Linked DNA regions of Homo sapiens: region 2 is linked to region 1. A link is a loop called in an ENCODE intact Hi-C map of the cell type or tissue named here. Cell type or tissue: CD4-positive, alpha-beta T cell. All regions are shown on one strand. Links, peaks and the distances in the headings refer to the core of each region. The heading gives the core; the rest is flanking DNA. Region 1 holds the start of AANAT (aralkylamine N-acetyltransferase). Region 2 overlaps ST6GALNAC1 (ST6 N-acetylgalactosaminide alpha-2,6-sialyltransferase 1).

The links. A loop is a pair of places that touch in the nucleus more often than their neighbours do. Peaks named below come from ENCODE experiments on the same cell type or tissue, not always from the same donor. Only the 100,000 strongest peaks of a DNase experiment are listed, where the experiment ranks them.
Region 2: a loop joins it to region 1, with 11 times the contacts of the local background. A loop is called at or near these places in 12 of 110 quality-filtered maps.

The regions. Positions count from the first base shown.
Region 1 is chr17:76,456,207-76,470,777 of GRCh38, reverse strand. AANAT (aralkylamine N-acetyltransferase) reads right to left here and starts at 3,175. Exons shown (of 4, transcript NM_001088.3): 1 at 3,051-3,175; 2 at 1,869-2,106; 3 at 1,451-1,605; 4 at 661-1,113. The coding sequence starts at 2,031. The coding sequence ends at 808. RefSeq lists an enhancer at 12,080-12,159. In CD4-positive, alpha-beta T cell, for the core only: a CTCF peak has its summit at 4,611 (motif pointing left); a DNase peak (open chromatin) is centred at 4,607.
Region 2 is chr17:76,616,507-76,633,250 of GRCh38, reverse strand. It overlaps ST6GALNAC1 (ST6 N-acetylgalactosaminide alpha-2,6-sialyltransferase 1), which reads left to right. Exons shown (of 9, transcript NM_018414.5): 2 at 3,540-4,239; 3 at 5,668-5,836; 4 at 6,013-6,184; 5 at 6,462-6,600; 6 at 6,859-6,962; 7 at 7,156-7,245; 8 at 7,333-7,432; 9 at 7,724-8,488. The coding sequence ends at 7,921. Among named protein-coding and RNA genes, the nearest start is that of ST6GALNAC1, 19 kb to the left of the region's middle. RefSeq lists an enhancer at 5,813-6,314. In CD4-positive, alpha-beta T cell, for the core only: CTCF peaks have their summits at 8,980 and 9,180 (motif pointing right); a DNase peak (open chromatin) is centred at 9,190.

The DNA of each region.
Region 1 (14,571 bases), core at 1-8,000:
TGTGGAGCATCTTGGGGAATTAGTTGGGCCAGAAAGCAGATTGGGGTCACGTGGGAGACCCCAGGGGTCCACTTGGGAGGGCTGGGTTGAATCCTTAGGGCCCTGGGGTTCCCACCCCTACCTGTTCTGCCTTGGCTCCAGAGCAGGGAAGGGGCTGCCTGGGCCCAGGGTGGCCTGCCCTGATGGGGATGGCACTGAGGGGACCTGTCACCCCACCCGGGGACGAGTCCACTCCCTGTGCCAGTGCCTCACCCACCACACTGAGGATGGCCAGTGAGGCACCGGGTATGACCACTTGATTACCATGGGCAGAGGGCCCTGCACCAGCTTCCCTGCCCCAAGCTGCCTCTACAGCACAGGCCTCCCGCCTCTGCCCCATCCTGCTGCTCCCCACTCTCCCCCACCCTAGGGGCTAAGGGTGGGAAGCGGCATCCATGAGGCTGGGGAGAATAAGGACACCCCCCCCCCCCACCGAGCAATGGGCTACTGTGAGGATGCCGCCTTGGTGCCTTTGCCCACCTGCCAGGAGGAAAGGAGCCAGGAACCCCACAGCACCTCCCATTGTCCCCGCTTACCAACCCAGCCCGGTCTCAGGTACAGAGTTCAGAACACAGGAGGTCCAGAGGCCTCGTGGGGACAGACAAGACACACCACTCCAGCTCAGGCCGTGAGAAGCCACCTTATCTCCTCTTTATTTAGCCCTGCTCTCTCCACTCTCTGGAAACTGCTGTCTCCATGCTCAGCTGAGCTAAGAGGAGCCCAGGGCAGAGACGGGGATCATGTTGGCAGCCAGGTGGGCAGCCCAGTTCAGCAGCCGCTGTTCCTGCGCAGGAAGGGGTGGCCCCGCAGGGAGCAGTGGAGCTCCATGAAGGTGAGGGAGCCCACGGTGATGGCGCAGGGGCCCACGGCGTGGAAGCTGAACCTCTCATAGAAGGGTACCAGCGCGTCCTCGCACATGAGCGCGGCCCGGCGCACGGCCGGCTGGCTGCCCAGGTGGTGCAGGTAGCGCCACAGCAGGATGGGGCCCCTGCCCTGCTGCCGGAAGGCGCGGTGCACGGCCAGCACATGCAGGTGGGCTATGTGGCCCCCAGACCTGTGCAGCGTCAGTGACTCCTGGGAGCGAGCAAGGGATGAGATCCCAGGTCACTTCTGCTGACACGTGCTCCCCCCCAACCACCAACCCAGGCAGGGAGCAGGTGTCCCCTGGGTGCCTGTGGTCAGGGCACCCACCCCAGCAAAGGAGGGCCCCAAATTGGGAGCCATACCCCCAACCCCATGGAGAAAACTTGAAGACCCAGAAGGTCTTGCTCTGGGAGGGGCCTGTGGCCTGTACTCATCTCTCCAGTTCTGGAGGAAGAAATCCCAGCCCCTGGGCTCCCCTCCCCGCCATCTGGCTGACCTCTGTCTTCAGAGGCCTCCCTGGAGCTGGGCGTCGCAGCCCTGTCCTCACCTGCATGAGTCTCTCCTTGTCCCAGAGCGAGCCGATGATGAAGGCCACAAGGCAGCCCTCCTCGAACCAGCCCAGGGACAGCTCTGGACATAGGGTCAGGAAGTGCCGGATCTCATCCAGGTACAGGGGGCAGACGCCCAAGACGGAGATGAAGGCTGTGGCAGGAGGCTCAGGTGGGTGACTGGTAGTCGCTGTGCCTCGCGTCCACTGTCTGCTGCACCCCGAGTGTCCACTCAGATGCCCCGTTCCCCACAGGAAAATGGGGGTTAGGGCTGCTGTTTCCCCCACTTTCTTGAGCGCACACATGGTCTGATACTCTGGGACCCAGCCTCCAAGGACAGGAGACTAAGGGTCTCCTCCCCACAGGATAACTGGACCAGAGTGGAGCATCCCTCTGACCCTGTGCGGGGCCACTCACCTTCACGCTCGATCTCAAAGGCGCTGACAGCGTCCTCCGGGGTGAGGCAGCGAAACTCACTGGCAGGGAGTGTGTGGCGCCGCTGACAGCTCGGGGACTCGGGGATCCCAGGTGGCAGACGTGGGGCCTCAGGTTTCAGGGGGTGGGTGCTCTGCGTGGACATTCTGGCCACTGGTGCCTCCTTGGGGCGCCCCAGCTTTGGAAGTGTCCTCCTAAGCCAAGGAGGGCCTCCCAGCACCTGTTGGAGAACAGCAAGGGACAGGGGTCTCATCCTCATCTCCAGGGAGGCAGGCCCCAGAGTATGTATCTGGCCTCTTTTGTAGCAGGAACTGGGGTGGAGACAGCCCCTAAATCAATGGGCACATTCCCCAGGTACCTGGTCCCCGAGGCTGTTACCAGGCATTGCAAACATTGGCACTGTCTCCCCACCTTTCCCTCTCAGCCAGAAGGATCCCTGGAGGTTTGCCACCTTGCAGACCTGCAGACATTGGTCTCAGGGTGCCGTCTGGGTGCTTCTGAGCCCCAGAGATGGTGGCAGGGATGAGCAGGGCTCAGTGGAGCCTGGGGCACCCCAACCCTGCTGCCCACGGTGGGAGGGGAGGCAGGACTCGTGACCCTCCACTGACCACGTCTAATGCAACTGTGCAGTGGGTGGGCGCCCGGTTCCCCCACACCACCATTCATGTGGTTTATCTTACCTCCCCAGAGGGAGGCTTCTGGTCCTTTGGGTGCAAGATCCTGTGGCAGAGAGCTTTTTAGGTAGCCTCAGCCCTTGGTCCTAGAGAGCCCCTTAATCAAAGTGGGCCCTTAGGGAGCCTCTACTTCTATCCAGATGGCCTCAGACTGGGCCACACACATGCAGGATTTGTGGTGGGGGGTGGGGAGGTTAGAGGGAGCCGGGGGCTGCAGAGGGCCTGGGGAATGGGGAGGAGCAGGCAAGGAGAGTGCATAGGACACCCCCTGCCCCACACATCCAGCTCATCAGACATTCCCCTCTGGGCACTCTTGTCTCCCAAGACACCCTGCAGATTTGCAGTTCTTAGAGGAGGCCATCCCTCCCTCCACCTTCCAAGACACTTAATAAACTCCATGGCTTCCATGTTTCCCTCCATGTCTAGAAGCTCCAAGTAGAGAAGCTCCTGTTCCTAAAGGCTGAGAGCCAGGAGTGGGGGTCCCACCTACCTGGACTGTGGAGAGGATACCCAGTGTTCCCTCCACAAAGCCGCTAGCCCTGGGGGCCTGTCCGCAGGCACGGGAACCAGTAAAATCCGGGACTCCGGGCTGCAAGGCTGTAGTAGCAGATGTTCCCCGGGCAGCCTGTGGTGCTGTTAGAGGTTTGTAATCCCCCCACCCCACCTCTCGAGCTATCCCAGGCAGGATGACGCCAGCAGGGCTCTGGCAGCCTCGGCCCCTGCCTTGCTGAAGGGAAACGTCAGCTCTGGTGCCCTGGGCACAGAAGGGATTACCAGAGGCTGACTGAGGCCCCAGGGTTTGGGGAAGAGAGCGTGGGGCTAAGCCTCAGGGGTCCATCTCTAATCCCTGCTCTGTCACCGACTGGCTGGGCACCAGCGATTCTCCCTCTGTCCCTCGGAGTCTTGGACAAGCCCACCTCTTATGTGGGGGGAGGGGGTGGGAATTCAAGCTACCAATTTGTGCACTTTAAGTACGTTCTACTTCAAGTTTATTTAAATATTTAATTTAATTAAATATTTAAATATTCAGGAGGTTGCCCTACCAAACATCTCAACTACAAAGCTCTCTGCTATTGACCTTGGCTCCACCCATTCCCAGGGCTGCCCAGGCCTTGGCACTTGGTGCTGGCATTCCCTCGGGATGCAGGCCCCTCTCCCTGTTGGCTCTGACTACCCCCTGCCCTCCAGCTCACACCCCATCCTGCACCCCTTAGCTCTTCTCTCGCCAGCACCTGCCTCTCCGCCCCACCCAGCAGTGCAGATCCTGTGTCCATCTCGGGCTCCTGGGGGTCCTGGAGGTTGGATTTCACAGGTGCACTCTTTTGACCCCCTGCAGAGGAAGCTTCTGCTCCTACCCACACAGCTTGGGACGGACCTCTGAGGGTCCTTCCTGTCCTGGCAGCCTGTGAGTGCCACTGCTTACAGCACTTGCTATGTGCCGGGCCCTGGATACGCGTCTCCTTTAATCCACACGGAAGCCCGGCCAAATGAGTATTAACCACGTTATAGAGAAGGAAACCGAGGCACAGACAGGTTCAGTAACCTGCTCAGAGCCATCCAACAAGTGAAGGGGGAGGGGCAAAGCCGGGTCAGCCTCCTGACATGCACTGCCACGGCTGCACTGGTGGGACCCACTCATCTCACAATGAGACTCCTGTTTCCTGTCTTCATGATTCTCCTGCTGGTTTTCAGTGTCCTCACAGGTGCACTCTTTCGACCCCCCCGCAGAGGAAGCTCCTGTTCCTACCCATACGGTTTGGGACACAGCCCCTGACCGTGGAGTGACCCCGTCCCGATGCCCCCGCCCACCCACCACATGCATTCCTCCTGTCTCTGGGTCCCCTTCTCCCAGGGCCCCTCTGCACTCTGAGGCCCACCTGCCTGCTAGAAGGGACCCTCAACAGACCTCTCAGGACCGACCAGAGACCTCCTTGGGCTTGGTTGGTGGGGTGGTCATGTCCAAGACCTCAGCTGGGCATCCCCACCTTCAACCTCCAGGGTCCCCCAAAAGGCCTCTTCTGTCCCTTCATAGACTGTGGCTCCATGGCACCCCCTGGTGGCCAATCCTAATCAGTCACTTGGCGATGCCTGAGAAGAGCCTGCTGTTCAATCGGCCTCTCTCTTTGCTGACTTCCACATGGCCCTGTTCTTTCCGGACAACACCCTAGAGGTCTAGAACCTCAGGGAACAAGATGAGGCAGTAAGCCAGGCACAGTGGCTCACCGCTGTAATCCCAGCACTTTGGGAGACAGAGACGGGAGGATGGCTTGAGCCGGAGAGGTCGAGGCTGTAGTGACTCGCCACTGCACTCCAGCCTGGGCGACAGAGCGAGACCCTGTCTCAAAAAAATACAAATAAAAATAAATTTTTTTTAAAGATGAGGCGGTATGTTAAACATGGTGAAACTGGGAAGTTCAAACCCTTGTGGGACAGGAGAGGAGACAGGGGAGGGCAGGGTGATCGCTGGGACCTTTGTCCTGGTCAACAGGAAGAAAACCACATACCACCACCAATGAGAAGGAAAATAAGGAGGGTGAGGGGCCCAACAGGGTGATGGGTACAGAGAGAAGGAGATCCCTGGGGCTGGGCATAGTGGCTCACACCTGTAATCCCAGCACTTTGGGAGGCCAAGGCAGGAGGATCACTTGAGCCCAGGAGTTTGAGACCAGCCTGGGCAACATAGCAAGACCCCTGTCTCTACAAAAAATTTAAAAATCAGCCAAGCATGGTGGCACACACCTGTAGCCCCAGCTACTTGGGAGGCTGAGGTGGGAAGATCACTTGAGCCTAGGTGGTTCAGGCTGCAGTGATGAGCCACTGCACTCCAGCCTGGGTAACTGAGCAAGATGTTGTCTCAAAAAAAAAAAAAAAAATCCTGACCTCAGGTGGGCTCTAAAAAAGAAGCACCTCCGAGATCATCCTCACGCCAGGGACACCGATTGCACTGTTTATCAGATGCCCAGTCTTGTCCTGCTATTGCAGTTAAGAGTGCTGGCAACGCCTCTGGTGACTGCCTCTCAGGTGGATCTTGGGGATGGGGGGGAGAATGTGTCCTTTGCCCCCCAAGTCGTACCTGTTCAGTCACTCTAGACAGCTGATAAACACCTAACCTGATGGGCAAGGCCGGGCACGGTGGCTCATGCCTGTAATCCCAGCACTTTGGGAGGCTGAGGCGGGTGGATCACCTGAGGTCAAGAGTTCGAGACCAGCCTGGCCAATATGGTGAAACTCCGTCTCTACTAAAAATACAAAAAATCAGCCAGGTGTGGTGGTGGGCGCTTGTAATCCCAGCCACTTGGGAGGCTGAGGCAGGAGAATTGCTTGAACCCAGGAAGCAGAGGTTGCAGTGAGCCAAGATCGTGCCATTGTACTCCAGCCTGGGCAAAAAGAGTGAAACTGCTATCTCAAAAAAAAAAAATATATAGATACAGACAGGGAGAAGCTGGCATCTGTATGTTTCCCAGGGGTGCTGTAACAGATGATACACAAACTGGATGACTGTAAACCACAGAAATGGCTTGACGTCGTGGCTCATGCCTGTAATCCCAGCACTTTGGGAGGCCGAGGCTCTTTGTTCCCAGCCTCTCCCTCCAGCAGCAGCTCCCTTGAAAGTCCTGTATCCACAACTCACCCACCGCGACTCCCTGCCCAGTGTGTACCATGCCACCCTGCCTCACCCATGATGGCTCCCCTCAGGGGTCCCCCTGTCTCTCCACCCAGCCTGGCCTCTTTCGATCTCCCAGACAGATTTACACATTTCAAATGCCAGATGGGGTTCAGTTTTCTCCCAAAAGGCTCTTCGGTCCCATGAAAATCATGGTCTGTGACTGGGCTTCCACTTCAAGACTCCAGAATATTCTTTTTTTTTTTTTTTTTAAGACAGAGTCTTGCTCTGTGGCCCAGGCTGGAGTGCAATGGCACAATCTCGGCTCACTGCAACCTCCGCCTCCCAGGTTCAAGCAATTCTCCTGCCTTAGCCTCCCAAGTAGCTGGGATTACGGGCGCACACCACCATGCCTGGCTAATTTTTTTTATTTTTCCTAGAGATGGGCTTTCGCCATATTGGTCAGGCTGGTCTCAAACTCCTGAACTCAGGTGATCCACCTGCCTCAGCCTCCTAAAGTGTTGGGATTACAGGCGTGAGCCACCGCACCCAGGCAGGACTCCAGAATATTCTATAGCAGTTTGGAGAGGGGTTGTCCAGGGCACACAGAGAACTGCCAGGGACCATGCTACCTAACTCCCCACCTGCCCTGGTAGAGCCTCACCTCTGACCCATCAGAGCCCCCATCCCACTCCTAATCAGATGTGGTGAGGATGATGACGACAGTTATTGAGCGGATAACTGATATCATGACAGTAAAAAAGGTTCTGAGAGGATGTGTATCACCACACGAAAGCTGAGAACCAAGCTTTTGGGATGTCCACTGTTAGCAGGGAAAGGAGTTATTAACAGGAACACAGGTGAAGCCACAAGAAGGGAAGAACCCAGGGGAGAATGTCCAAGAAATGGGGCAGATAGAGCCTGAAATGCCACAAAGAATGGAGAACAGATCTCAGATTCTGCCAACAGGGAGGCTCCGATGACCTTTAAGAATCCTTCCAGAAAAGGCCGGGCACGGTGGCTCACACCTGTAATCCCAGCACTTTAGGAGGCTGAGGTGGGTGGATAGCTCGAGGTCAGGAGTTCAATAGCAGTCTGGCTAACATGGTGAAACCCCGTCTCTACTAAAAATACAAAAATGATCTGGGCGTGGTGGTGGGTGCCTGTAATCCCAGCTACTCGGGAGGCTGAGGCAGGAGAATTGCTGGAACCCAGGAGGCAGAGGTTGCAGTGAGCCAAGATTGCACCACTGCACTCCAACTTGGGCCACAGAGCAAGACTGTATCTCAAAAAAAAAAAAAAAAGGAATCCTTCCAGAAGGGAGAAATGGGTGGAGAGGCCAGATGCAGAGGAATGGCCTTAATGGTGACAGTGAGAGGTGGAGTGCAGAGGCCGTTGATTAAAGGCACACTGACTCGCTGCCACGGCCGGGGGTTGGAGAAAACCTCCCCACGGCCCCCACCCCATCCCGGGCACCGAGCCTGCTGCAGCTGCTGATACCCCCGGAGAGCCTGGTGCAGGGGCAGTGAGCATCCCCACCGGGCCCAGTGCAGAAGCCCTGGACCTGGAATCTGGGAGCTTCCCGCATGGAGACACACCCCCTCCCCTCCGTGTGTCAGCTGCCCAGTTTCACACCCAGACTGAAGGGAGCCCATTTGGGGCAGACCAAGGAGTGGGCCCCATGGCCATGTCCCAGGGACACCTTGACGATGCCTCTGAGATACCGGTTTTCCATGCAGAGCAGTTGAGAGGCCCGGCGTGCAGGAAGCATAGCCCTCTCTTCAGGCTCTTGTGCAATGGCTGCATTTTTTTGGTGGTTTCGATGGTCACTTTCTCTCTCAACTCCTCCCCTGCACTAAAGGTCTGCCCCACAGACCTGGCACTGAGCACATCTCGCGTTATCGTCTTTACCTTTCCAGCCTGAGTACTACCACGTGGCAGGCTCCCCGGGGGATGAGAGATGGAGAACTGTGTGCGGCAAGTTTATTGGGGAGAGGTCTCATGAGCGACCCCTACCATGGAGCAGGGCAGAGGGCTGGACAGTGGAAGCTGAGCCGTGATGGTGCAGCTGTAACCGAGGCCTTGGCGCATCCCCCGAGGAGCTTCAGACTTGGGAAGCCCTTCTGGACCCACCTCTTTGTCCTGCATCAACCTTGGGTGGAACAGCTTGCTTCATTGAGGGCAGTTGCAGGAAAATCCAGCTGGGAGCCGTCAGCAGTCCTGCCCACTGCGGGTAAGAGCCCTGAATCACTTTCTCCAAGCTTCCAAGTACCAGGGTCCTTGCCAGGGTGATAAATTCTGTAACAGGGAAAAGAGCTCCCATACCAACACACGTTCCTTATCCAACTTTATGCTCTGATCCCCTTGGCCCAGCCAGCATCCTCTGATTCCAGTCCCCACTCTCCTGGCTCTGGCTGGGACCTGCAGCTCCTTCAGGACAGAGCCTCCTTCCTCCCTTAGCCGACCCAGCACTTCACCAGTAGGTGAGGTTGCGATTTAGCCCTAGTTACTGGCCCAGTGCAAGAAGAGGAGGTGCAGTATATACTCAGGGTTGGGAAGGGGGTAGTACATGTCTCCTAAGGAAGAGGCATTGTCCCCAAGGAAGGAGGGGCACTAACCTCTGTCCCTGGATGGCTCCCGCTTCTCCCCAGGGGCCTCCTCTGTATCGCTGACTCATTAAGGTTGGGAATTCAACCTGCTCTCAGGCTCTGCCATGCTGACTTCTCTCTGTTCCTTAACTTCAGGAGGCGAGTTTCTTTACATGCTGCCAAGGAGGCCCTCTGGCTTTTCCACTTTGCCTTCAAGCAGTGATTCTTCACCCCCAGCCTCTGACTGCCTTTCTCCTCTGCACTGACTGCCCCAACAGCCATCCAGCCCCCCAGTCCTTACACTTACTCCATCCCTGTACCTCTCAGACACCTGAGATGTTGCACCCACCACTGACTGATTGATTGATTGATTGATTTCTTCCTTCCTTCCTTCCTTTTTTTTTTTTTTTTTTTTTTTTTGGTGGAGGCTCACTCTGTCACCCAGGCTGGAGTGCAGTGGCACAATCTCAGTTCACCAACCTCCACTTCCCAGGTTCAAGTAATTCTCCTGCCTCAGCCTCCCAAGTAGCTGGGATTACAGGTGCCCACCACCATACCCAGCAAATTTTGCATTTTTAATAGAGACGGGGTTTCACCATGTTGGCCAGGCTTTGTGCCCCTTACAGACAGTCAGTGGTTGGGGGAGGCATCTTCTTTTAGCCAAGGGCAGTGTTTGGAGAGGGATGTGATGGGGAGGTGCACCACAGCATCCACTACACACCTGTCCCCCCAAGAGGCTTATGCACTCCTGGAAAACAGAGGCTGGGTTGAGAATGTGGCATCGTGCCACCCACAGAGCAGGTGCCTATCAGCTAGAGGCACAGTCTTCTGTTTTTTTGTTTTTGTTTTTGTTTTTTTTTTAAGATGGAATCTCACTCTGTCGCCCAGGCTGGAGTGCAGTGGCGCGATTTCGGCTCACTGAAACCCCCGCCTCCCGGGTTCAAGCAATTCTCCTGCCTCAGCCTCCTGAGTAGCTGGGATTACAGGCACATGCCACCACGCCTGGCTATTTTTTGTATTTTTAGTAGAGACGGGGTTTCACCATGTTGGCCAGGCCAGTCTCAAACTCCTGACCTCAAACAATCTGCCCCCCTCAGCCTCCCAAATTGCTGGGATTATAGGCATGAGCCACCACGCCCGGCCCAGAGTCTTCCGTTGAGGTGGGTGACTCAAAGGCAGGGCTGAGTGGGACCCTGCCTTATTTGGGGCTCAATATCGCCGTATTAGATAGGCACTTACCTCAGGAACCTTCCAGACCATTCTGGAATGGAAGCATCCAAGGCAGGGAGGGATTGCCACCTCCTGGACAAAGAAGGGACCTACGGCTCCCCAAGTAATGGAGCCAAACTGCCCAATAGTAAGATTGTGTGAGCCCCACATGTGATTTTAAATGTTCTAGTAGCCACATTTTAAAAAGCCAAAAGAGGCTGGGCACGGTGGCTCATGCCTATAATCCTGGCACTTTGGGAGGCCAAGGCAGGAGGATCGCTTGAGCCCAAGGAGTTCAAGACCAGTCCGGCCAATATAGTGAGACCTTCTCTCTATTATTTTTTTTAATAAAAAAATAAAAAACAGGCCAAGCTTGGTGGCTCATGCCTGTAATCCCAGCACTTTGGGAGGCCGAGGCAGGTGGATCACCTGAGGTCAGGAGTTTGAGACCAGCCTGGCCAACATGGCAAAACCCCATCTCTACTAAAAATACAAAAAAATTACCCAGGTGTGGTGGTGGGGCATTTGTAATCCCAGCTACTCAGAAGGCTGAGGCACAAGAATGTCTTGAACCCGGGATGCGGAGGTTGCAGTGAGTCGAGGTCCTGCCAGGACACTCCAGCCTGAGCAACAGAGAGAGACTCTGTCTCAAAAAAAAAAAAAAAAAAAAAAAAAAAAAAAAAAAATTTCCTGAAGTAGGTGACTGAGGCTGGAGCACAGAGCACTCCATGCTGGATGCAGAGGGGGAAGGGGGGTTGGAAGGATCAGATCAGTTTATGAAAGGCCACATGCACCTTCTTGGGTGGACCCTGGGGAGCCACAGAAAGATATAAAGCCAAGAGTCCAATGACCGTGCTTGCATTTTCAGTCACCCTGGGAACAAGGCAGCAGACAGATTAGACGGCCTGGGGCCTGGTGAGGGGCCTACAGCCGAGGTCTAGGCAAGAGATGGAAATGAATTCCTAAGAAAAGCTAATGTTATCAGGCCTGCCATCATGCACTCACTGGGCAAAGCACGTTATATTCAGTTGGTCAGTTACAGTCTCCACAGTCCTATGAAGTAGGTATTATTATTATTCCCACCTTACAGAAAGGAAACTGAGGCTTAGAGAGTAAAATAACTTGCCCAAGGTCACATAGTGACCAGCAGCAGCACAAGCTTCAAACCCAGGTCCCTGTGACTCCGGAAGCTCACTCTCAGCCACTGTACCTCCCACCTCCCCACATCTCCATGGATCTGCCCCCCTGGTGGGGCAGCTCTGGACAGGAAGGGTGTGAAAAGGCAGTGAGGGGCCAAGACCCAGGCTTTGATTGCATGTAGAGCTTAAGAGTGAGGGCTGACCCTCAGGTGGCCAGCTCAGTACCCAGGTAAGTGATACTGCCATCCATCAGGATGAGAACTCTGGGAGAAGAAACTATTTGAGGAAAAGATGATGAGTCTACTTTGTACCTATGGCTGGTCACATCCAGGAAGCACCCACGAGTCTGGAGCTGTGGGAGGTGGCAGTGGATAGGCTGACATATTGTTCTTGAAGCTGGTCCAGCAGATTCACTGTGCCTCACCCTGTATCTTCAGGAAGGAGGGAAACAGGACGAACCTGGTGATCCTATGCTGTCACTATTGCTCAAACTTTTCACTGTTGCCCCAGCATAAAGTGTTTTGCCCAGTGGATTGCAACCCACCCTCACAGCAGGAGTCAGAATGGCCAAGGGCCAGCTGGGCTGGGTCCTGATCCTGACTGTACTGCAGAGTGACCTTGGGCAAGTCCCACAGTTTTCCCAGGGCACCTGTGCAAGGAGCAGGTGAGGCTCCAGGAATGAGAAGGGCCGTTTTAACTCCAAAAGCCTTGAGCGGCATTCAGCTGGAGCCTCGGAGGCATTTCTTCAGCCAGCCACATGAGGGTGTGGGGGGTTTCCCAAGGCAGCTCACCTCCCACCCCACCCCCCAGCTGAAGTCCCCAGTGCCTAAGGCACCCTAGCCTTCCCAAACACCTGCTCCAGGGTGGAAGGAGCTCTTTGGGCCAGGCTGAAATCGCTTGCACAGCAATGGAGAGGCCAAGCAGGCTCCCGCAGAGGGCAGTGTTGGGCCTGAGCATACTTTGTGGGTCCAGAGAGGTGCTCCAGTGGCTGGTTAAGATAGGGACGAGACAGGGCCTGCTTCCCTGAGACCAGTTCACTCTGCTGCTGGCTCTGCCGCCTCCTGCACACCACCCACCCCACTTAGCAAGGGGAGAGGCCAGACCAGCTCAGTTTCTGGAAGCACATTTATAAATAAGTGAAATCCTCCCAAGAAATAGCTCTATTCCCCACGAAAGGCTGGGAGATGGGGCCATGATAAGAGAGGGTTTCTTCATTAGGGAATCAAGTTTTTTTCCTCCTTCCTACACCTCAACAATGACAAAAATAAAAACTAAGCAGCGGCTTCCATCCACACTTACCCTGCTAGCCAGCCTGAGTGTATGGAGACCGTGGCTGGGGGCTCAGGGTCTGGGAAGGAGTCAAGCCTCAAACCTTATCCAGAGCATCTTGGGTCTGAGTGAGGTCCATAAAAGACACCATCGGATGGGTAGGAATTTACTGAGTCTCATTCTCTAAAGCAGCTCAGATGCAGTTGAAACTGGGGGCACTTGAAAGGATTTGGAGCAGCCAAAGAGGGCAGCTCTGTCCCAGCTTCTTCAACTTTTGGTTGTTGGAAAAAGGATAGGAAACTGACAGAATGGAGGTACAGGTTCTCAGGCCTTTGATATCCGCTAACATGATAATTTTCTTTTTTTCTTTTTCAAGACGGAGTCTTGCTCTATCTCCCAGGCTGAAGTGCAGTGGCACAATCTCAGCTCACTGCAGCCTCCGCCTCCCGGGTTCAAGTGATTCTCCAGCCTCAGCCTCCTGAGTAGCTGGGATTTCAGGCGCCCGCCACCAAGCCTGGCTAATTTTTGTATATTTAGTAGAGATATGGTTTTGCCATGTTGGCCAGGTCTCAAGCTCCTGACCTCAGGTGATCCACCCACCTTGGCCTCCCAAAATGCTGGGATTACAGGCGTGAGCCACTGTATGGGCCTAGCCTAATACGACACATTATTGAGCTCCATCCCTATGCCAGGTACTGTCCTAGGCACCAGGGTTACACACACAAATACAACATGGTCCACATGCTTAAGGGTTTAGTCTAGTGAGGGAGAGATCAGCATGTAAAATCAAGGAGTCTTACCTCCAACCTGGCAGTATCCTGATAATCTATGTAAAGCACTTAGTAGAGTATCTGGCATGAAGTTACAGCTCAATAAGTGATAGCTATTATTAGCCATTATTACAAGAAGCCGCAGAATAAACACAACACGTCTTCCAGGAGTGCCGATATTACTCAATGATTAGGGAGGAAAGGGCATTAGTTTTTACATTAAAACAACAAACATAGGCATACTCTGGAGTACAATGCAAAACTCACTTGATTTTTTGACAACAAAAGCAGATTTGAGGCCGGGTGCGGTGGCTTATGCCTGTAATCCCAACACTTTGGGAGGGCAAGGCGGGTGGATCATTTGAGGTCAGGAGTTCGAGACCAGCCTGGCCAACATGGTAAACCCCGTCTCTACTAAAAATACAAAAATTAGCCAGCCGTGGTGGTGGGCGCCTGTAATCCCAGCTACTCAGGAGGCTGAGGCAGGAGAATCGCTGGAACCTGGGAGACGGAGGTTGCAGTGAGTCAAGATCACGCTACTGCACTCCAGCATGGGCGACAGAGTGAGACCCTGCCATGAAACAAAAAGCAGATTTGAGGTCTGCACTGCCTTATCCCGCCGTGGGACACATAGACACATGGACTCCCCTGTGCAATCAGGAGTTCTTCTGAGGGAAGCCTAAAGAAATAGCATAACTACAAAAGCCCCTGCCCTTAGAGTGGGGAAACTCCTCAGGTTACTACCTGTTACCTTAGGCGCCAAATTCCTTGGGCCCTATTTCTTCATTGGTAAAATGAGGTTAAAAACTCTCTATATCCAAGATTGTGATAACAGACAAGATAATGTGCTTGGAAGTACCTGGTACAATGCCTGGTCAATAATATGTGCTTAATAAATGCTATGTTATCAGGGGGCAAGAAAACAGGGCTGAAAGGGTCATGGGAGGCAGAACAGAAGCTACTATGTTACTGCTGTTTAATCTCCCAGGTCTCTACAGGAGAGGGAGTAGGGACCTGCGTCCTTACAGCAGTGATTCCAGATGGTCATTTGGCATTGTGTTCTGGGATGGGAAGGCCATGGTTTGAGAACCCAGCCTTGCCCCAAAATCATATCCTAACTCCCCCTTCAGCTGATTCAGCCCATTTGTTCTATATCTTAGTAGATAAATTTTCTAAGATTTGGGTCCATTGACAACCACCCTGATCCCAATATTACATCAATACTCTATTAGTACTTGGCCTAAGACATCTTAAGTACTTAGGCTGCCATCTGTTTTGTGCATGTTCTTTTTTTTTTTTTTTTTCCTGAGATGGAGTTTTGCTCTTGTTGCCCATGCTGGAGTTCAATGGCTCGATCTTGGCTCACCACAACCTCCACCTCCCGGGTTCAAGTGATTCTCCTGCCTCAGCCTCCTGAGTAGCTGGGATTACA
Region 2 (16,744 bases), core at 5,260-13,259, 160 kb before region 1:
GCGTGAGCCACCACGCCTGGCCATTATTATTATTTTTTAATTGAGATGGAGTCTTGCTCTGTCACCCAGGCTGGAGTGCAGTAGTGCTATCTCAGCTCACTGCAACCTCTGCCGCCCAGGTTCGAGCAACTCTCGTGCCTCAGCCTCCGGAATAGCTGGGATTACAGGTGCGTGCCAACACACCAAACTAATTTTTTTTGCATTTTTAGTAGAGACGGGGTTTTGCCATGTTGGCCAGGCTGGTCTTGAACTCCTGACCTCAGGTGATCTGCCCGCCTCGGCCTCCCAAAATGCTGGCTCTATAGGCATGAGCCACCTCACCCAGCCAATAAATTCATTTATTAAAGTGCAACATTTTATATTTTTACTTCCCTAGTAGATCAGAATTATGCAGTTAAGTCGCTTTTTGTTTTGGTATGACCCATGATTAATTTGCCTGTGCCTCTGGACTAGAAGTCATTAATAGAAGAAAGCCTTCCCACACCCCAGCCCAGCTCACAGGGTCAGGACCACACAGGGCCGAACGCGTTGAATATGGGGCACTCAGCATATGGATACAATTTGAGCATTTAGTAAATACTGTGCATGAGAATAAGGAAATGTCTATCTCAACACCCACAGCCCTAGCAATCACAGGTGTATTTAATTATAGGGAATTAAATGAAACTTAATTACATAATTTTGTCACTACCTGGATTATTGCTGTGACTTCCTGCAAAACCTAAAGGAGTCATCAATCAATTGTAGATTTGCGGTTGAATAGGCCTTCCAGGAGTCACTGCGCCATTCCTGCTGCTAGACAGGGTTCCAGAGAGGAGTGCATTACCTCTTCAGGGTCAGTGTGGCCACTAAGCAGACGGCCAGCTGTCCATGCTATGTGTGGCCTGAGATGTGTGATGTCAAAAACCACCCCTGCCTCATCATCTCTCCCCGCCACGGCCAAGTTAAGGTGCCTGCCAGCCAGGCAGCTACATCCATGAAAATGTTCGAGATAGGGAAAATGTCATTCAGCAGAATTCCTCTCTGCCGAGGGCTGCCGGAGTTTGGAAGGGAAGTTTCCATAGGCTTCTTGAGGCTGGGGGTTGGGAAGTGGAGGTCAGGGTGAATCCACCAAGAGGCTTTGCTGGGTAACAAGAGCTGTTTGTTAAACCGGGTGAACAGCTTGGTTTTTGCTGAATGGCCCACGTGAGCTTAGAGGTTACACTGAGTAGTCAGACCAAGGGGAGTGGTGAGCCTCACACACACCCACACAGCACTCAGACCTTCTACTAGGCAAATGTGGAATGAATTGATCAAGAATGTGTTCTTCACTCACTCAGGTTTCTCACTCTGTGTTGAGTGGCATTCTTTCAGAATGGATATTTTGGGGGTGTCTTCCCAGTTCATGAACCAATAACCCCCTCTTTCTCTTGAAAGTGTCCTCCTCCCATGCACAGAGTGGGCCCCAGAATGTCATGTAGTATGTGACCGAGACCCCTGGAAAGGGATGGAGATAGGACCCAAGGGGGCCACAGTCTTCTGCTAGAGTGAAAAATTGGGAGAAAAGGGAGTCCACAGTCCCCAGTACAGGTGTTATGGGGTGGCCATCTTCCACCAGCCTGTGGGTTGGAGAGCAGAGGAGGCCTGTCTGCAGAGACAGAAAGAGTAGAAGAAAGCTGATTCAGAGGGAGAGGTGAGATAGAGACAAAGCCTTAGAGAGCGATTCCTGGTTCCAAGCCCCCCCAGAGGCTCAACTACTTCCTGCTCTTGGGTTCCTTGAAACACTTTCTATTCTTATAATAAATTTTTCCTTTTCTTTTTCTTAGTTGAAAATGAAAAATACAGAAAGAATTAGGGTTTGAAGCCCATTAGCCTTTTCGGGATGCTCCATATCTCAGTCCAACCCTGTCCTGAGGCCCATCTCTCCTTTCTGGTTAGAAATATCTCTCATCCAAGCTACTTCTTTGAGTCATATAACAAAGGCAGAGGCATTTTCTATGCAAGTCCAGTTAAAAATGTGTGTGTTTAGGCCAGACGCGGTGGCTCACGCCTTTAATACCAACATTCTGGGAGGCCAAGGGTGGAGGATCACTTGAGGTGAGGAATTTGAGACCAGCCTGGGTAACAGAGTGAGATCCAGTCTCTAAACACACACAAGTGCTCGCGCACGCGTGCACACACACACACACACACACACACACACACAGAGATTAGCTGGGCATGGTGGTGCATGCCTGTAGTCCCAGCTACTCGAGAGGCTGAGGCCACAGGATCGCTTGAGCCCAGGAGTTTGAGGCTGTAGTGAGCTGTGATTGTGCCACTGCACTCCAACCTGGGCGACAGAGCAAGACTCTGTCTCTTAAAGAAAAAAAAAAAAAAAAAATTGGGCGCGGTGGCTCACGCCTGTAAAATCCCAGCACCTTGGGAGGCCAAGGTGGGCAGATCACGAGATCAAGAGATCAAGACCATTCTGGCCAACATGGTGAAACCCCATCTCTACTAAAAATACAAAAAAAAAAAAGAGCCAGGCGTGGTGGCATGCGCTGTAATCCCAGCTACTCGGAAGGCTGAGGCAGGGGAATTGCTTGAACCAGGGAGATGGAGGGTGCAGTGAGCCAAGATCGCGCCACTGCACTCCAGCTTGGGTGACAGAGCCAGACTCCGTCTCAAAAAAAAAAAAAAAAAGAAGGGTTTCAAGGAGGAAGGATCCCTGGGAGGTAAGGAGGAAGAACTGTCAGCTGTCAGCCCTTTCCTAACACCCTTGGGAAGTTTAGGCTTCAGTTTCAAGGTCAGAATAGAGAGTGCCCCCGCTGGAGACCCTGAATAAATGTGTTGCTTTGAGGCTGAGAAAGGCTGGAAATACCACCCAGGGTCAGCTGCAGCTCAGGCTAGGAGGCCTTAATGGAGGAAGGGCTTGCATAGGTAATCAGCCTGCTTCCCATATTGCCTTGGCCGGCCCTGCCTTTCTCCAGTGATCAAAGACCTTTGTTTCCTGCCTCGAATAACAATAATCGTGTATCACATAGGTCCAAGGTCTGTGTCTTATTCCAATTTGTATTCCCAGTGCCTGCACAGCACACTGCACAGAATAGACATTTAGTAAACGTTTGTCGGATGAGATGCTCTCCTGTATGTCCTATGTACATATCTCAAATTCTATTCCGCTTTTGTTTGAATCTATTTTCTGGCCAGGCACGGTGGCTCACACGTGTCATCCCAACACTTTGGGAGGCCGAGGCAGGTGGATCACTGGGCAGGTCAGGAGTTCAAGACCAGCCTGGCCAGCATGGTGAAACCCCCATCTCTACTAAAAATACAAAAATTAGCCAGGCATGGTGGCGGGTGCCTGTAATCTCAGCTACTCAGGGGGGTGGGGCAGGAGAATGACTTGAACCCAGGAGATGGAGGTTGCAGTGAGCTGAAATCGTACCACTGCACTCCAGCCTGGGTGACAGAGCAAGACTGTGTCTCAAAAAAAAAAAAAAAAACAAAAAACTACTTATGCTTCTGACCTGTTTCCACAATCTTCAGCCTTCATCAAAGGTTATCTCTGTCCCTAGGCATCAACGCACAGAGAACATTAAAGAAAGGTCTCTACAGTCCCTGGCAAAGCCTAAGTCCCAGGCACCCACAAGGGCAAGGAGGACAACCATCTATGCAGAGCCAGTGCCAGAGAACAATGCCCTCAACACACAAACCCAGCCCAAGGCCCACACCACCGGAGACAGAGGAAAGGAGGCCAACCAGGCACCGCCGGAGGAGCAGGACAAGGTGCCCCACACAGCACAGAGGGCAGCATGGAAGAGCCCAGAAAAAGAGAAAACCATGGTGAACACACTGTCACCCAGAGGGCAAGATGCAGGGATGGCCTCTGGCAGGACAGAGGCACAATCATGGAAGAGCCAGGACACAAAGACGACCCAAGGAAATGGGGGCCAGACCAGGAAGCTGACGGCCTCCAGGACGGTGTCAGAGAAGCACCAGGGCAAAGCGGCAACCACAGCCAAGACGCTCATTCCCAAAAGTCAGCACAGAATGCTGGCTCCCACAGGAGCAGTGTCAACAAGGACGAGACAGAAAGGAGTGACCACAGCAGTCATCCCACCTAAGGAGAAGAAACCTCAGGCCACCCCACCCCCTGCCCCTTTCCAGAGCCCCACGACGCAGAGAAACCAAAGACTGAAGGCCGCCAACTTCAAATCTGAGCCTCGGTGGGATTTTGAGGAAAAATACAGCTTCGAAATAGGAGGCCTTCAGACGGTGAGTTTTTGCCACCACGCCTTCCCTCTGGCTCCCAGCTCTGAAGCCCCTCCTGAGAGGAAGCCCAGCCCACCCTCTCCTCACCTCCTGGGCTCTGCTTCTAGACTTTGTCTTGTCCTGCCCCAAGCTCATTATGAGGCAGAGCTCAGCCCTACAAGACTCTGCCCCACTTGTCTTTCCAATGATGGCCACAATGGGGGAGGAGGAGCAGGCAGGCCCCGGACCCCTGGTGTGGACAGCGTAAGAGGGGTGAGTGAGATGGGGCCTGCCCTGGAGCTCCTGAGGCCTGGAGGTCATCCATCTGGGGTGACAGAGTGTGATCTACTCTGGGGCTTGGCCCCTGAATCCCCATCCTCTCGCGGGGGCTGCAGGGGAGGGACTCACAGACAAGGACACCCCAACCTCATGCCCAGCTCTGTCCTCCAGGAATGCCTTGTCTTCCCTGCAAAGTCAATTCCACAGCCTTCGCTCTCTCCCAACCCTAAGGAAACAGTCTGACTGAACCACACCCACCCACATGGTCCTTCTCACCTGTCCTTGCAGAGGGGCAGTGTCCAAAATGTGTATGTTGCTGGGTATAGTGGCATATGCCTGTAGTCCCAGCTACTCAGGAGGCTGAGGCGGGAGGATCACTTGAGGTTAAAGTGAGCTATGATGGCACCACTGCACTCCCGCCTGGGCAACAGAGTGAGACCCTGTCGGAAGGAAGGAAGGAAAGACGGAAGGAAGGAAGGAAGGAAGGAGGGAGGGAGGGAGGGAGGGAGGGAGGGAGAAGGCCCATAAAATGCACACATTTACACACATATGACTGGAAGCATGGCCCTGACAGCACACTGGACACATGCCACATTCCCAGGATGCGGCCCCTCTCACACTTACAAAGGTGCATTTGCATTTTTTTTTTTTTTTTTTTTTGAGATGGACTCTCGCTCTGTCGCCCAGGCTGGAGTGCAGTGGCGCAATCTCGGCTCACTGCAAGCTCCGCTTCCCGGGTTCACGCCATTCTCCTGCCTCAGCCTCCCGAGTAGCTGGAACTACAGGCGCCCGCCACCACGCCCGGCTAATTTTTTGTATTTTTAGTAGAGACGGGGTTTCACCGTGTTAGCCAGGATGGTCTCGATCTCCTGACCTTGTGATCCACCCGCCTCGGCCTCCCAAAGTGCTAGGATTACAGGCGTGAGCCACCACACCCGGCCTAGGTGCATTTGCCTCGATGGCCGAGAACACCCATTTCCCAGAACCCTCAGGACCACAATGAGCCCAGACAATGGGAAGGGGAGGGTAAGCAGACCCTGAGAACAGAATGGAAGAGGTAGCAGAGGCCGCGCCTTCCAAACTGCGAGCCCCAGCCCTTGCTGCAGTGGTGCAGCCCCTGGCCGATGGCCTTTCTGGGTCTCTCCCTTCCTGACTTCGTCCTCCTGTATATAGACTTGCCCTGACTCTGTGAAGATCAAAGCCTCCAAGTCGCTGTGGCTCCAGAAACTCTTTCTGCCCAACCTCACTCTCTTCCTGGACTCCAGACACTTCAACCAGAGTGAGTGGGACCGCCTGGAACACTTTGCACCACCCTTTGGCTTCATGGAGCTCAACTACTCCTGTGAGTCCTTAACCCAGGGGAAGGTGTGGGTGCGCAGTAGGCCGGGGCAGAGGGCAGAGGGCAGCTGGCTTTCTGGTCTGCCTCTTCCCTGGGGTTTGCCAGACCTGGGAGGAATGATGGGTCGGACTCCTGTCCCTCCCAGGGCTCTGAATGGAGCACCCCCACTCTTGTTCCAGTGGTGCAGAAGGTCGTGACACGCTTCCCTCCAGTGCCCCAGCAGCAGCTGCTCCTGGCCAGCCTCCCCGCTGGGAGCCTCCGGTGCATCACCTGTGCCGTGGTGGGCAACGGGGGCATCCTGAACAACTCCCACATGGGCCAGGAGATAGACAGTCACGACTACGTGTTCCGGTAAGCTGTCCCCACCCAAGCTCCCTCTCCAGCCCCTCTCCTGCCCCCTCCAGCCCCCCTCCAGCCCCTCTCTTGCCCCTCTTCTGCAGACATGGACTCTTCTGAGAGACCCATAGGATGTTCCACGCCTGCATCTGGAAGGTGGAATTCCTGGGCTCTCGAGAGAATTTCCGCACATAACTGCTGCCTCCCCCATTTCTCCTTCCTTTCCCCATCCACCTACACAAATCTCCCTCCTCTGCTCACCTGTCCCGTCTGATTGTGTCTTTCTGCACAGATTGAGCGGAGCTCTCATTAAAGGCTACGAACAGGATGTGGGGACTCGGACATCCTTCTACGGCTTTACCGCCTTCTCCCTGACCCAGTCACTCCTTATATTGGGCAATCGGGGTTTCAAGAACGTGCCTCTTGGGAAGGTGAGCAAAGAGGAAGGAGCCTGGCCACACCCAGACTCTGGATGAGGGAGCACAGGAGGTGAGAAGGGAGAGGAGAGGCTTTCATCCGGATGGAGTCTGTGGTTGGTACAGGCTCCCCTCCTATAAGGGCAGGAGTGGGGAGGACAGTCAGACCAGTCCAGAGCAGAGCAAGTGGGCAGTCGGAGTCAGAGCTGGGCCACCCTCGGTGGTGGTCCTGAAGGCAGTACTTTTGGACCACTCCCTGTCCTTGGTCCTCAGGACGTCCGCTACTTGCACTTCCTGGAAGGCACCCGGGACTATGAGTGGCTGGAAGCACTGCTTATGAATCAGACGGTGATGTCAAAAAACCTTTTCTGGTTCAGGTACCCACTGTCCTCCTGCCATCCCCTTATCCCAGGCTGAGCCATGTCATGAGTGGCTCTAAAGGGTTGGACAGGTGGGGACAGCCTTAGCTATCACCTGGAGATGGGATACCAGTCATGCTCATGACCCTGACTTGGCCCACCCCAGACCAGGTAAGGGAGCTGAGTCTGAATGACCCCTTCCTAACCACAGGCACAGACCCCAGGAAGCTTTTCGGGAAGCCCTGCACATGGACAGGTACCTGTTGCTGCACCCAGACTTTCTCCGATACATGAAGAACAGGTTAGAGCAGAAAGCACGTGACACGTAGCCCAGGTCCCTGTTATCCTTGCAGCCTCCTGACAGTTGGGGGTTTGGGGCATTTCACAGGTTTCTGAGGTCTAAGACCCTGGATGGTGCCCACTGGAGGATATACCGCCCCACCACTGGGGCCCTCCTGCTGCTCACTGCCCTTCAGCTCTGTGACCAGGTAAGGCTCCACTGCAGCTGCAGAAATACCTGGAGAAACAGCTCCTGGGCTATTCCTGGGCCTGTTCAGCATAGGACAGTGCATGGGCTGGGTGCCCACATCTGCTGGGAAAGAGGGTGGGCATGAGTATGGGTGCATGCAGTTATGCGTGCGTATCCAGGGACCTGCACCCAGACCCCTAGGGACGGAGCCAGGGAAAAGAACCCCCACCCCTCAACACAGAATTAGCCATGAGAAGAAGCCTGGGCAACAGCAACTACAGGCCGTGTTTCTCCTCCAACCGTGATGTAGGTGAGTGCTTATGGCTTCATCACTGAGGGCCATGAGCGCTTTTCTGATCACTACTATGATACATCATGGAAGCGGCTGATCTTTTACATAAACCATGACTTCAAGCTGGAGAGAGAAGTCTGGAAGCGGCTACACGATGAAGGGATAATCCGGCTGTACCAGCGTCCTGGTCCCGGAACTGCCAAAGCCAAGAACTGACCGGGGCCAGGGCTGCCATGGTCTCCTTGCCTGCTCCAAGGCACAGGATACAGTGGGAATCTTGAGACTCTTTGGCCATTTCCCATGGCTCAGACTAAGCTCCAAGCCCTTCAGGAGTTCCAAGGGAACACTTGAACCATGGACAAGACTCTCTCAAGATGGCAAATGGCTAATTGAGGTTCTGAAGTTCTTCAGTACATTGCTGTAGGTCCTGAGGCCAGGGATTTTTAATTAAATGGGGTGATGGGTGGCCAATACCACAATTCCTGCTGAAAAACACTCTTCCAGTCCAAAAGCTTCTTGATACAGAAAAAAGAGCCTGGATTTACAGAAACATATAGATCTGGTTTGAATTCCAGATCGAGTTTACAGTTGTGAAATCTTGAAGGTATTACTTAACTTCACTACAGATTGTCTAGAAGACCTTTCTAGGAGTTATCTGATTCTAGAAGGGTCTATACTTGTCCTTGTCTTTAAGCTATTTGACAACTCTACGTGTTGTAGAAAACTGATAATAATACAAATGATTGTTGTCCATGGAAAGGCAAATAAATTTTCTACAGTGAAGATGCAACTAGTTGTTACTCCATGGATAGGGACCAGTTTTGCACATGGTCCCTTTCATTCTTCTATTCTCCCCATTAACCTGCTTTCTTTTTCAAACCCCCATGACGAGAATTGAGCTAAGCCAAAGACATTTCAGTTCACCTTACCCTTTGAGCTCTATCTGCAGGATTTGGACTCTGGAGCCTGGAACAACCCTAACAACTCTAAACAGAATAAAGTGGCCAGGCACGGTGGCCTGTAATCCCAGCACTTTGGGAGGCCAAGGCAGGCAGATCACTTGAGGACAGGAGATCTAGACCAGCCTGGCCAACATGGTGAAACCCCGTCTCTACTAAAAATACAAAAGTAAGCCGGGCGTGGTGGCGGGCGCCTGTAATCCCAGCTACTTGGGAGGCTGAGACAGGAGAATCACTTGAACCTGGGGGGCAGAGTTGCAGTGAGCCAAGATTACACCACTGCACTCCAGCCTGGGCGACAGAGCAAGACTCCGTCTCAAAAAAATAACAAAAATAAAAATAATAAATAAATAAACAAATAAATAAATAAATAGAATAAAGGACCCTCGGTAGGAGAGTGGAAGGGAGAGAGGGGAGCTTCGCTTTAGATTTCATGGTTAGGGAAGGAGGGGACCAATGGGACAGGGATTTGCTTTGCACTAAAAGGGTGCAGTGCCAGCTCCGGGCGGCAGGTGGCGGCAGCTCGGCGCCCTGCTCGCGGCGCCCTGTCCTCCGCGGCACCCCAGGCTCCTTACTTCAGCAATAAAAAGCAATAAATGCTTTTCCCCCACAAAGCTCTAGTCACAACGACTTTGACAGGGTGGACATCACATCAGGTCAGAGCAGGAGAGAAAATGAGTAGCCATGGGCAGAGAGCCCCCTTACTCCCATATTGGCCTCCTCAAATTTAAACTCAGGCTACCTAAACTTAACGACTGAGCCTCACCGAGTGTTACTCGAGTCCAAAGTAGAATATACTGATGGGTTAGATCACTCTGCTAGTATAAGCCAATAGAATTAGAAAAGATAGGTCAATTAGAGGCATAAGGATTGGAAAAGAAGAGGAAAACTGTGATAAATAGGCTACATATTATAGTAAGTTAGCAGGATATAAGATTGGCATACGGAAATCAGTAACTGTCATAAACATAAATGATAATCAAGTAGAGGATGTAATGTAGAGAAAACCCATTTACAAGAGCAACAAAGTCTGTATGAGGAAAACATTAACACTCCTGAAAGACACAGAAGTAGACCCAAATAAGCCAAGTCATCTTTTGTTCTTGGAAAAGATGACTCAATATCATAAATATGTCAGTTCTCCTCAAGTTAATTAATAAACTTAGTGCGATTCTAGTAAAATGCCAAAACATTTTTTCTAGAGCCTAAACTGATACACACATTCATACGGAAGGATAAAAATGTAAGAAGAGCTAGGAATACCTGCGAAAGAAAAGCTATGAGAGAGGTCTACCTCTACCAAATATTCAGACATACTATAAAGTCTCTATAATTAAAACAGTGTGGTACTGAAGCAGGAATAGACAGACCAGTGAAATGGAACAGAAGGTCCAGAAATAGACCCAAGCATTGTGATTAATGGTGCTCAGACAGCCAGGTGGTCATTTAGAAAGAAATCAAACTAGGTCTGTAACTCCCATCAACAATTAAATTCCAGATGGTTCAGAGATCTAAATGTAAAAAAATGAAATGACAGAGGCCGAGGCAGGCGGATCACAAGGTCGGGAGTTCAAGACCAGCCTGGCCAATATGGTGAAATGCTATCTTTAATAAAAATACAAAAAATTAGCCAGGCCTGGTGGCGCATGCCTGTAATCCCAGCTACTCTGGAGGCTGAGGCAGGAGAATCGCTTGAACCCAGGAGGCAGAGGTTGCAGTGAGCAGAGATCGCGACATTGCACTCCAGCCTGGGCGATAGAGCAAGACTGTCTCAAAAAAAAAAAAAAAGAAATGACAAGAGTTCTAAGAATTCATGGGTGAGTAGCTCTTTGACTAGAACGTAAGAAAAAGATTTCTAACTAGGACTCACAATCCAAAGGCAATACCAGACTGGTAAATTTTACTACATAAAATTAATAAAATGGGCCAGGCGCGGTGGCTCACGCCTATAATCCCAGCACTTTGGGAGGCCAAGGTGGGCCGATCATGAGGTCAAGAGATTGAGACCATTCTGGCCAACATGGCGAAACCCCATCTCTACTAAAAATACAAAAATTAGCTGGGCATGGTGGCGTGCACCTGTAGTCCCAGCTACTCAGGAAGCTGAGGCAGAAGAATTACTTGAACCCGGGAAGCCGAGGTTGCAGTGAGCCAAGATCACGCCACTGCACTCCAGCCTGGTAACAGGGTGAGACTCTGTCTCAAAATAATAATAATAATAATAAAATGTTGCATGGTGAAAAAAATCACCAGGAGGTCAAAAGACAAATTAAAAAGTGGGAGAAAATATTTGCCACATATATCACAGATAAATGGTTAATATATATATATATAGTAAAGGACTTTGAGGAAAATAGACCAAAAACCTAATAGAAAAATAGGCAAAAATATATATATATATATGAACAGCAACTCCCCAAAAAAGATGTAAAAATGATTCTTAGACATGTGAAAAAAATGTTCAGTTTGACTCATAGTGAGAAATGCAGGCCAGGCGCAGTGGCTCACACCTGTAATCCCAGGACTTTGGGAGGCTGAGGCAGGAGGATCACTAGAGGCCAGGATTTCAAGACCAGCCTGGGCAACATAACAAGACCCTGGTCTCTATTAAACAAAAACAAAAACAACAAAAAAAAAAAAAAAGAAAAGAAAGACTTTAAACAAATTAAATTTAGAAGGTTTTTTGAGCAAAGAAACAATGAATCAGGCAGCACCCTGAACCAGTAAAGGTTCAGAGAGCTCTACCCAGCAACCTGGGTAGGCAGTACTTATAGACAGAAAAGGGAAGTGATGTACAGAAACAGCTGGATTGGGCCAGGTGTGATGGCTCACGCCTGTAATGCCAACACTTTGGGAAGCCGAGGCGGGCGGATCACCTGAGGTCAGGAGTTCGAGACTAGCCTGGCCAAATGATGAAACCCCACCTCTACTAAAAATACAAAAATTAGCCGGGTGTGGTGGTGGGCGCCTGTAATTCCAGCTACTTGGGAGGCTGAGGCAGGAGCATTGCTTGAACCTGGGAGGCACAGGTTGCACTGAGCCGAGATCATGCCACTGCACTCTAGCCTGGTGACAGAGCGAAACTCCATCTCAAAAATAAAAAGAAGCCCGGGTGCGGTGGCTTATGCCTGTAATCCCAGCACTTTGGGAGGCCAAGGCAGGCAGATTACCAGGTCAAGAGATCGAGACCATTCTGGCCAGCATGGTGAAACCCCATCCCTACTAAAAGTACAAAAATTAGCTGGGCGTGGTGGCGTGCACCTGTAGTCCCAGCTACTCGGGAGGCTGAGGCAGGAGAATTGCTTGAACCCAAAAGGCGGAGGTTGCAGTGAGCCCAGATCGTGCCACTGCACTCCAGCCTGGTGACAGAGTGAGACTCCATCTCAAAAAAAAAAAAAAAGAAAGAAAGAAAGAAAGAAAAGAGAAGAAAAGAAACAGCTGGATTGGTTACGGCTCCACTTTTGTCTTCTTTGGACAAATCTGAACAGTTTACAGTCTGTGACTGGTTGAAAGCCCAGCTGCTAAGATTGACCAAGACTTGGCTATTTGTTACAAGAATATTCTCTCAGCTTTAGGTTGTAGTTTGTTTACAAACCAAGTTAGGTTACAGTTCTCTATCTACAGAGGCAGCCTTAGGACAAATTTAATTCAACAGTACTTATGCCTTGTACAAGATAGAATAAGAAATATGCGACCAGGCATGGTGGCTCATGCCTGTAATCCCAGTACTTTGGGAGGCCGAGGCGGGTGGATCACTTGGGGTTAGGAGTTCAAGACCAGCTTGACCAACATGGCAAAGAAGATGAGGATCTCTACAAAAAATACAAAATAAAAATTAAAAAAAATAGCTGGGCATGGTGGCACACGCCTGTAGTCCCAGCTATTCAGGAGGCTGAGGGAGGAGAATCACTTGAACCTGGGAGACGGAGGTTGCAGTGAGCCAAGATCGTGCCACTGCATTTCAGCCTGGGTGACAGAGCAAGACTTCATCTCAAAAAAAAAAAAGGAACACAAAGAAAAGATTTACCAAAACCTAATGAGATTGGTTACCTAAGGGGGCTAAATAGGAATAGGGCGGAAGGGATAAGAGATTGAATAAGGGTCAGCAGAGGCAGTGGCACTACTCCCAGTATACCTTTTTGCAGTTTTGCCTTTGCACTTTACATACCCAAAAAATAATGAAATCAACAGGATGGGGAAAAATACTAAAATTGAATACAAAGAGAAACAAATAAACCTAACAATAAGGCTGGGTGCGGTGGCTCACACCTGTAATCCCAGCACTTTGGGAGACCGAGGCAGGCAGATCACCTGAGGTCGAGAGTTCAAGACCAGCCTGACCAACACAAAGAAACCCCGTCTCCACTAAAAATACAAAATTAGCTGGGCATGGTGGCACGTGCCTGTAATCCCAGCTACTCATGAGGCTGAGGCAGAAGAATTGCTTGAACCCGAGGGGCAGAGGTTGCAATGAGCCAAGATCGCACCATTGCACTCCAGCCTGGGTGACAGAGCAAGACTCTGTATAAAAAATTTTTAAAAAGGCCGGGCACAGTGACTCATGCCTGTAATCCCAGCACTTTGGGAGGCCGAGGCAGGCGGATCACCTGAGGTCAGGAGTTCGAGACCAGCCTGGCCAACATGGTGAAACCCTGTCACTACTAAAAATACAAAAATTAGCCGGGTGTGGCGGTGCATGCCTGTAATCCCAGCTACTTGGGAAGCTGAGGCAGGAGAATCGCTTGAACTTGAGAGGCAGAGGTTGCCATGAGCAAGATTGCGCCATTGCACTCCAGCCTGGCGACAGAGTGAGACTCTGCCTAAAAAAAAAAAAAAAAAAAAAAAACTAACATTATTAAAATCTAATTTATAACCCCACAGAATGGGCAAAACAATATTTCAATTATATATCCTCAGAATAAAGACAAAAAGGATAACAAACATTGAACTCTAGTTGGTGGGTAGGTTTGTTTTTCACACTGCTTTATCATTCTGAAGCCACTTTCAATGAATTACAGGTTTCAACAATTAAGAAAATATGTTAAGGAAAATGGGACTCCTGTTTCTCATTGTCAAAAAAAGTTACAATTATGGAAAGAGGCAAGTCTATAATGAACAATGAACCCTCTGGTGTTGGACTAGAATTCAAGGTATCAGTATGAACTTGTGGTTTTAGATCTAAAGAAAGAATTCTATGGGTGGGAATCTGCCTATAAACATGCACACACGTATACATACATTCCCTAGATCCGTCAGTGAATAGAGTCTAGAAGCAACGAAACTCCGCTAACAGTGAGTACACGTAATCTTGGGTTCCTAGATAGCATTCTTCACTATAAGCAACCAGGACTTCTTAGAGAGAAATGGCTGATTCCAGGGCTGGGGTAGGGAAGGTACAAAATGAACCTGGAACATTTTATTGTTCTAGAAAGTAAGGACGTGCTTAAAGAATGGAACACATCAAAAGAACACAGAAGCCAGCCTGAAGACGCTCCCACTGGCTCAATACAAGATGATTTGAGAATGAAAATTGGTAATGATGGTAATGAATTTCAACACATTCAACAAATGGTAATCTAGGAGTCCACACTGATATAAATAAATACATACACACATACATAAGAAAGAAAATCTTTTTCTTTTGAGGCAGGGTCTCACTCTGTCATCCAGTCTGGAGTGCAGTGGCGTGATCTCAGCGCACTGCAACCTCCACCTCCTAGGTTCAAGCGATCCTCCCATCTCAGCCTCCTGAGTAGCTGGGACTACAGGCGCACACCACCAGGCCCAGCTAATTTTTTTTTTTTTTGATATGGAGTCTCGCTCTGTTGCCCAGGCTGGAGTGCAGTGGCGCGATCTCAGCTCACTGCAACCTCCACCTCCTGGGCTCAAGCGATTCTCCTGCCTCAGCCTCCCGAGTAGCTGGGACTACATGCGCCTGCCACCACGCCCGGCTAATTTTTTTGTATTTTTTAGTAGAGATGGAGTTTCACTATGTTGCCCAGGCTGGTCTTGAACTCCTGGGCTCAAGTGATCCACCCATCTCAACCTCCCAAAGTGCTGGGATTACAAACATGAGCCATTGTGCCCAGCCAAAAAATTTATAGCTTTCAATACAGTTCAAGATCAACCTAAAATTACATACACATTTACCACGAATTATCTTTCCTATTGATAAATTGTTTTTTCTGTCCTCCAGATGGTTTGTACAATAAAGGGGAAGATTAAAGAATCTCTCTGAAACATGACAGACAAGTTGGCAAATTCATGTCATGCCAGCCTGCCCCCACACCCGCATTCTCCTCAGCCCTCCTAGCTGTATCTGCTTCTTCTCTACAAACATAAGAAGAAATAGAAGTCTAGAGGGAATAATAATAGCCTGATACCCCATACTGATAGCCTGATGAAACCACCTGCTTATTGTCTGACCTGCTTTTCATCTGTGAACACATAAAAATGTGGCTCTGTTCATTAACATTAAGGACATAGAACGGGGAAACCTTGGCTGCTAAAATCAAAGGCCATGACAAGTTTGCTGTTTGAAGTCACATCAGTGAGAATGGAACAAGCCACTCTTGCCTGGAAGATGGAACATCCCAGTCTTGCCTCAGCAGCATGCGGGTCCCTTGACCCAGAGAAACAGCCCCAATCCCAACCCAGGTGCAGAGCTTCAGATAACCAGAATGAGCACAACATTCTACATTTTTCTTAACTATGTCAAACAGACAGGACCTTGAGTCAATTTTGAGGGCCAGGCCTTCAACTCCAGTCTGAAGTTATTCATCCAGCAAATTTTTTTTCTTTCTTTTTTTTTTTTTTGAGACAGAGTCTTGCTCTGTTGCCCAGGCTGGAGTGCAGTGGCGTGATCGCAGCTCACTGCAGCCTTGACCTCTTGGGCTCAGGTGACCCTCTCACCTCAGCCTCCCGAGCAACTGTGATCACAGGTGCATGTCACCACACCTGATAATTTTTAAAAACTTTTTGTAGAGACAGGCTCTCACTATATTTGTTTTAAACCTATCAAAGAACTGCTTCATTTACATTTTACCCCCATTCCATCCTTCCCCAAATCCTATAACCACATGTCCCTTCTTTTGCATGGGGAGGTGGCCCACAGTGCCTTGAATGGGAGCCAGTAACTCCCCTGCTAGAATAAGCTAATAAACCTAATTTGTGGACATATGGACGTGTCCCCCATGGTCTTTATCAGATGGGTTTGACCGCATCACTGGAGAGAACTGCCACAAGCCAAGACTCCATCCAGGTCTCTCCCATTCTCCTCCCAAACACTGTGCAGACCATGGCCTATGACTGTGGCAAAGGCACCTAGAGGCTGAGGTTCCCCAAGAAATACAGTGTGGGAGGCCAGAGGATGCCACTCCAAAATACACAGGCTTGTTGAGCTCAGGGCAGTTCTGAAGCGGCAGGTCCAGAAAGCTCTGCCCACCCTGTTTGCCTAAAAGCAAGACAAGGCCCAGCGTGGTGGCTCACACCTGTAATCCCAGCACTTAGGGAGGCCGAGGTGGGCAGATCACCCGAGGTCAGGAGTCCGAGACCAGCCTGGCCAACATGGTGAAACCCCATCTCTACTAAAAATACAAAAATTAGCCGGGCGTGGTGGTGGTTGCCTGTAATCCCAGCTATTCAGGAGGCTGAAGCAGAATTGCTTGAACCCGGGGGGCAGAGGTTGCAGTGAGCCGAGATCGTGCCACTGCACTCCAGCCTGGGTGACAAAGCAAGACTCTGTCTCAATAATAATAATAATAAAAGCAGGACATCAATTTACAGAGACAGAAGCCATCCTACTCCCCTTTCTACCACAGAGAGCAAAGCTGAACCACTGAAGACATCTTTGCGCCCTTGTGGGCCTGGAGCCGGCTCCAGAGGCACCCACAGGAACAGGCTTCCCCAACCAGCCTGCACCTGCCAGCTCCGTGCCTTCCCCAAGGGACTGCCCCTCAACACCCAAAGTCCTCTCCCCTGGTGACTTCTCTAAAGATGTACTGTTCTCTAGCCGGGCGCAGTGGCTCACACCTGTAATCCCAGCACTTTGGGAGGCTGAGGCGGGCAGATCACGAGGTCA